Linked DNA regions of Homo sapiens: region 1 is linked to region 2. A link is a contact called in ENCODE Hi-C or POLR2A ChIA-PET data. All regions are on one chromosome and are shown on one strand. Each heading gives the region's core, a stretch centred on a gene start or an enhancer-like site at or near the end of the contact. The rest is flanking DNA. Distances are from core to core; before and after follow the strand shown. Region 1 holds the start of SGPP1 (sphingosine-1-phosphate phosphatase 1). Region 2 overlaps ESR2 (estrogen receptor 2).

Region 1 (3,463 bases), core at 502-3,001, 510 kb after region 2:
AAGTGGAGTGGGAGGAGGAGAGTACCTGTCCCTGCGAAATGAAATTTTTTTTTTTTTTTTTTTTTTAAGATAGGGTCTTACTCTGTTACCCAGGCTGGAATTGCAATGGCACAATCAGGGCTCACCGCAGCCTTGACCTCCCGGGCTTAAATAATCCTCCCGCCTCAGTCCCCCAGTTATCTGGGACTACAGGTGTGGGCCACCATGCCCGGTTAATTTTCTTTTTTTTTTTTTGAGACAGAGTTTCACTCTTGTTGCCCAGGCTGGAGTGCAATGGCGCGATCTCGGCTCACCGCAACCTCTGCCTCCCTGGTTCAAGCAATTCTCCTGCCTCAGCCTCCGAGTAGCTGGGATTACAGGCATGCACCACCCCGCCCGGCTAATTTTGTATTTTTAGTGGAGACGGGGTTTCTCCATGTGGGTCAGGCCGGTCTTGAACTCCCGACCTCAGGTGATCCGCCCGCCTTGGCCTCCCAAAGTGTTGGGGTTACAGGCGTGAGCCACTGTGCCCAGCCCTGCCCGGCTAATTTTGTTCATTTTTTGTAGAGGTGGGATCTCCCTATGTTGCCCAGGCTGTTGTCAAACTCCTGGACTCAAGCCATCCTCCCTCCTCGACCTCCCAAAGTGCTGAGATTATAGGCATGAACTACCACGCCTGAAGGAAAGTATTTCTACTGTTTTAAGGGCATGGGACAATTTCAAGCCTGTTTCTTGGAAGTAGTTCACATTCTTTAATTACAGACATTCACCTGATCATGGCGGGTGTGGTGGCTCACGCCTGTAAACACAGCACTTTGAGAGGCCAAGGCAGGAGAATCACTTCAGCCCAGGAGTTGGAGACCAGCCTGGGCAATATAGCGAGACCCTGTCTCATCTCTCTCTCTCTAGGTATATATAAAAGACATTCACCTGACCTGAGGAGTTCAGAGACCTTATAAACTGCTCTAGCTAGAAGTCAAGTTGGTAACTTGTGAGACACGGAAGTTAAGCGTCTAAATTAACGTTACCAAACTCAAAAATCTATACACTGCATTCATTCTCTACATTTATTCTGTGCAAGCCCTCTAGGTATTAGAATCTAGGAAAAGGAAATTTTACACTTAAGAACACCTGTGCTCCCTTAACATATACCAAAATATTTGATAAATGACACAGTATTTTGAATTTGTAGGTGGCTGGCTTTTCTTTTGCAGACCACACCTGTTAATATCACCTGGCCCTGTCTTGGGATCTACATGTAGTCTTGTCACCACTGGTCAATTGGCACATGGTTTTCCGAACATCAGTCGCCTGGGACAGCTCTGTAATTACTTGTTAATTACTTGAGTCGAATGATTCCGAACTCATGGTAGTTGCTTCGCCTTCATTGATCATTCACCATTTGGTTCTGTGCCAGCAGGATGCCCGGCTGCTTGGTCACAGGCATTGCGCAAGCTGGCACCGGGATCGTGGCCTCTTTAAGTCAACTTCTGGCTGAGGGAATCCGGCGACACTAGCCCGCGGAGAAGAAGGGCTGAAGGTGGAGCAGGGGGACACGCCGCGTCCCACCAGACGTACGCCGCGACGCCTGCTGGTGGATATTACCCGGGACCTCAAAGCGGCCGCCCGCCGATCCTCAGCGCCAAGCCACGGCCGGATGCGCTCAGGGCGGACCCGCGCGGCCCGGCCCCTCAGGGAGCCCGGGTGGGGGCGGGGCTGGGCGGGGCGGGGCGCGGCGCGCGCGGGGCGGGGGCGCGCGGCCTGTGGCGCCGTCACCCGGCAGACTCCGGAGGGTAGAGCGCTGTGCCGGTTCCGCTGCCGCTGGCCAGGAGCGCGGGGACAGTTCGGGGCTGCGCCGGAGGCCGGCCCGCCTTCCCGGGGGTTCCGTTATCATGTCGCTGAGGCAGCGCCTGGCCCAGCTGGTTGGCCGTCTGCAGGACCCGCAGAAAGTGGCCCGTTTCCAGCGGCTGTGCGGGGTGGAAGCGCCGCCGCGCCGCTCAGCAGACCGGAGGGAGGATGAGAAAGCGGAGGCGCCTCTCGCCGGAGACCCTCGACTGCGAGGGCGGCAGCCAGGGGCGCCTGGAGGCCCCCAGCCTCCCGGGAGCGACCGCAATCAGTGCCCGGCCAAGCCGGACGGCGGCGGCGCCCCCAACGGCGTGCGGAACGGGCTGGCGGCCGAGCTGGGCCCGGCCTCGCCGCGGCGCGCGGGCGCTCTGCGCCGCAACTCGCTGACGGGCGAGGAGGGCCAGCTGGCCCGCGTGAGCAACTGGCCGCTCTACTGCCTGTTCTGCTTCGGCACGGAGCTGGGCAACGAACTCTTCTACATCCTGTTCTTCCCCTTCTGGATCTGGAACCTGGACCCTCTGGTGGGCCGGAGGCTCGTGGTCATCTGGGTGCTGGTCATGTACCTGGGCCAGTGCACCAAGGACATCATCCGCTGGCCGAGGCCCGCCTCGCCGCCCGTGGTCAAGTTGGAGGTCTTCTACAACTCTGAGTACAGCATGCCCTCCACCCATGCCATGTCCGGCACCGCCATCCCCATTTCTATGGTCCTCCTCACCTATGGCCGCTGGCAGGTAGGGTTCCTTCTCGTCCTGTTCAGCCTGGGGGAGTTCAAAGAACTCGGAGTTCTCTTTGCTCTCTGCATTTATTTTAATTCGACCGTTCCCCTCCAAAGCCTCTCTTTCCACAGGTTTTCACAATACTCGCAAACAGGCCCTTTCTGGGTTTTGAAAAATTAAGTGATTGGGGGAAACTGGATACTTAGCCGTTGAATTCTATTTTAATATTAAATTCCAATTTAATGCCTTAGAACCCAAAGGACACACTTTTCCTAGAGTAATACATTGTCATTGGGCTTTGGTTGAGTTTTTTAAACGGCTTTAATTCTTGTAATGCACAGTGGAAGTGAATTTTTTAAATAATCGCTATGTAAACTAAGACCCAGTTTCACCGTAATATATGGTGCCTTCTTCCCTAAAACTGTTTCAGAAAGAGGTAAAGTCATTAGCTTTACCGTGAGACAGTGTTTACAAAACGTTAGTGTAATTCCAAAACAAACATGCTAGTTCCAAGCAATGAAGTAATCGATTTTCATCGAAGTTCCCTTTATGGAAGTTAATGGAGCACAGGGTGAGTTCTGTTTTTAAGGGGTGTGGTTGCTACTTTGCTGATAAAGTTTGATTATCTTCTGGATCACTAATCTGTAGTATCTAACAGTTGTTGAGCTACAACTGTAATACTATAGTGTTATTGCCTCATTAACTCTAAAAATGCATGGTTTAAAAGTTATTCTTAAAGATAGGGCTCTTGATCAAACTAGTGGGTTTATAAAAATGGCAAATATGACAGCAGGGTCAGCCTGACAATCAGGAAAATTTTTTTTTTTTTTAACCCTCTCTGAAAACTGCCAAGGGAAGAGTTTTTAATGGTAATCGTTTTTATTTTGCTTACTTCTTTTGGCCTTCCAATGTTTATCTGTCTT
Region 2 (3,167 bases), core at 231-2,730:
ATGCAGCTGAACACACTACGGGGTAGTTAAAAGGAAGTACTTGTTTATGCAGATGGGGTTAATTTTAGGGAAAGTAAGCTTGAAATAATTTTCTCTGTACTTTTGATAATTTTCTGTGTGTACCTAAAACATACATTAGCATGCATATTTACCATTTCAAATATGATGTGTGTTTGGCTAAAAAAAATAAGGGTCTGGCCGGGCACAGTGGCTCACGCTTGTAATCCCAGCACTTTGGGAGGCTGAGGCAGGCGGATTGCGAGGTCAGGAGTTTGAGACCAGCCTGGCCAGCATGGTGAAACACTGTCTCTACTGAAAATACAAAAAATTTGCTGGGCATGGTGGCGCATGCCTGTAATCCCAGCTACTAAGGAGGCTGAGGCAGGAGAATTGCTTGAAACCGGGAGGCGGAGGTTGCAGTGAGCTGAGATTGTACCACTGCACTCCAGGCTGGGTGACAGAGTGAGACTCTGTCTCAAGAAAAGAAAAAAAAAAAAAGGTCTGTGCCCTCAAAGCACTCATGTCCAGTCTTGCTGAGGGCAGAAGGGTGGCTGTGGGGTGTGTGTGGGGACAAGGCAGACATCCAGCATGTGGGGCAACATGGTGTCTCTGCTGAGGATGAACAGGGCACTGTCAGAGTATCAGGGGACACCTCAGACCAGACTTAGGGTGGGATGGTAGGGAGGTTGGGGGAAGCTTCCAGAAGGAATTTCTGACCAGGTTGGAATCTACAGGAGGAATGGGTATAAATGAGCAAAAGAATCAGGGTAGAGAAAGAGGAAGGAGAGAGTTTCCAAGCAGCAAGTTGAGCATGTTCGGAGCACCACACATTCAGGGAGTTGAGAGGGGGACTCAAGGCGAGGTGTGGTGGGAACTGCAGATGAGAGAAGCGGGGAGGGCCCTGGTACCTCTGATAGCTGCACCAGGTGGTTTGGACTCTATCCTATGAGCTGGGAAGTCATTAAACGGAGCCCCATGAGCAGATCTGCTTTTTGGCCTCTCAGAAGGGGACACACGGGGCCAAGGGTGGGGTCTTGTTTCCCCTGCGGTGGGAGGGCAAGTCATCTCTGGGGCGACAGTGGGAGGTTTGAGGCTGTGGGGGGATTCTGGAAGAACCAATGTGGAGAACAAAGTGAGCACAGGGATTGGAGAAGCAGCTTCAGGGCTATTGAAAAGATGAATATTTTAAATTCGTATCATCAGACATTATGGAGGTCCCTAGGGATGTGGCAAAGCACTACACTTACGTAATTGTGCTTCAGAATGTCCCTTGCCTTACCTGAGTTAAACTTAGTTGAATTGAGCTGCCTTAATTGAACTGAAAGTGCCAATAAAAATAGAGAACAAAAACTGCCAAAACAAATTCTGTGGTTGCTGGAGCACCAGCCATCATCAGTCTCATGACAGCCAAGACTCAGCAGCTCCCTGGTTGATTTCACATATTTATTCTTGCTTTGAAATGGAAAGCCTGGAAGAGAAGCTAATTATTAAAGGGAATCAAGGAGTCAGGCAGGGGTCGGGGGGAGGAGATTTATCTGAGCTGTTACTTTGCTGCCATTGGGATGCCACAGTATCTCAATCCTAGAGTTGGAGGGGAGTTAAACACAGGGCAGGGCAGGATGGGGGAGGCAGCCTACCCAGGACGTGGCTGTGGGGACCTAAGCAGATGTGTTCCTGCATGCGTTGCTCAGTGAGGAACTGAGGCTCAGAGAGCTCCAGATGGTGGCTAGAAAGTAGGTCTGTCTGACTCCAAATCAGTGGTCTTCCTGCCCCAGCCAGGTGCCACTCAAGCGAGATGCAGAGGTGGTAGCAGGGGCCCTGCCATGGCTGGCTGCGGCACGTGGTACACACAAGGAGGTGGCAGAGGAGGCTTCATCACATTGGCCATTCCTTTGTTTATTAAACTCCCTTTAGATGGGGAGCCCTCCGTGGGGCTAAAAGTAGAATTAATCTCACTTTCTGACCATCTCTGTATCTGTTGCTGCAGATGAGAAACACCACGTAATGATTTCGGGAGACTAGATATACTCGCCACGGCAAGGCCACAATTATGGGCCTGGTGGACACTTCAGGTGGCAATTTAGTCTGTCTGCATTAGGCCAGGCTTCTCTTCTAGCTCTGTGACGGGGCTGGCTCTCAGGGAAGATCCCCTGGGGGAGGTAAGACCATGCTTATAAGCTCCTGCCACACATGCAGCTGTCAAAGCAACCCAGATCACCTCGGAGCAGGCGCACGGAACAGCTGAGCACACGACTTCTGCTCCTTTGCTCAGAGCAATGACTTCTGGCTTTTATTCTTTGTCCAGGTATGTACCCTCTGGTCACAGCGACCCAGGATGCTGACAGCAGCCGGAAGCTGGCTCACTTGCTGAACGCCGTGACCGATGCTTTGGTTTGGGTGATTGCCAAGAGCGGCATCTCCTCCCAGCAGCAATCCATGCGCCTGGCTAACCTCCTGATGCTCCTGTCCCACGTCAGGCATGCGAGGTACGCGCCCTAAGGAGCTGCTCTGCTTGGGCTTGGGATGGGATTATGTGCTCCACGGAGGGTGAAGTGATTTGGGAAAAGTGTCTGCAAGTTAAGGAAAATGAATGCCTGAAAGGGAATGGGGAATTTGTCAGTTCACACACCTGTAAGCAAAGATGGGCACAGAGTGGGCATGGAAGGAATGTCATGTGGTATCTTACAGGCTCTGCATGGCAGCCAGTGGTGGCTCATGGGTTTTTCAATTGCTGGGGTTTATAGCCTGTTTATGGAGTCCTAAAAGGGGCAGTTCCTCCCCTAACACGAACTGCCACCCCTGTTTACACCACCCAGGGCTGAGGCCCTGAGGCCACTTTTTGTGGAGAGGCTAAGACCCGCTCCCCTAGATGGCCCCTCGAGCTGGTGATGCGAAGAAGTGCACAAATGCTTCCCTAAGAGTTGTTCTTTCGGTGGCATCAGGAAATTAAGGATAAGACTTAAGAGAAGTGGTGGACCCAGCAGATTTAGGAAGGCAGGGCTGTAGGTAGGGCATGTTTCTGATCAGGAAACGTAATTGTGTGTGCTGATGAAGAGGGTGTGCAGTGGTGGCTACTGTTGGTACAATGATGCTCAGTGCTTGGTGTCACCCACGATGAGGGTAGCCTTGCCCTGGAGCTGGAGGAGGGGAGGGGAGGGTGGAAGGTA

The links. A loop is a pair of places that touch in the nucleus more often than their neighbours do. ChIA-PET counts read pairs that join two places held with the same protein, here RNA polymerase II (POLR2A). Pooled maps may share reads with other maps.
Region 1: a map of OCI-LY7 shows a loop between it and region 2 (4-fold over the local background). The contact joins the promoter of SGPP1 here to the enhancer-like site in region 2. A Hi-C loop is called at or near these places in 1 of 168 maps with a recorded cell type or tissue (OCI-LY7), 1 of 37 single-sample maps with no recorded cell type and 3 of 50 pooled maps. POLR2A ChIA-PET finds 5 or more read pairs at or near these places in 1 of 52 experiments (OCI-LY7).

Annotation. Positions count from the first base shown.
Region 1 is chr14:63,726,353-63,729,815 of GRCh38, reverse strand. SGPP1 (sphingosine-1-phosphate phosphatase 1) reads left to right here and starts at 1,751. Exons shown (of 3, transcript NM_030791.4): 1 at 1,751-2,555. The coding sequence starts at 1,872. RefSeq lists enhancers at 1,260-1,449, 2,410-2,459, 2,104-2,605 and silencers at 1,660-1,759, 2,050-2,149.
Region 2 is chr14:64,234,289-64,237,455 of GRCh38, reverse strand. ESR2 (estrogen receptor 2) reads left to right here. Exons shown (of 9, transcript NM_001437.3): 8 at 2,306-2,486. LOC124903328 (a long non-coding RNA gene) reads right to left here. Exons shown (of 2, transcript XR_007064205.1): 2 at 2,269-2,594. Among named protein-coding and RNA genes, the nearest start is that of ESR2, 58 kb to the left of the region's middle. RefSeq lists enhancers at 1,343-1,612, 2,253-2,312. Within about 2 kb of position 1,480, at least 4 of the 41 ENCODE cell types and tissues checked have a DNase peak (open chromatin) inside an H3K27ac peak, as active enhancers do; they include OCI-LY7, where a contact is called at or near this core.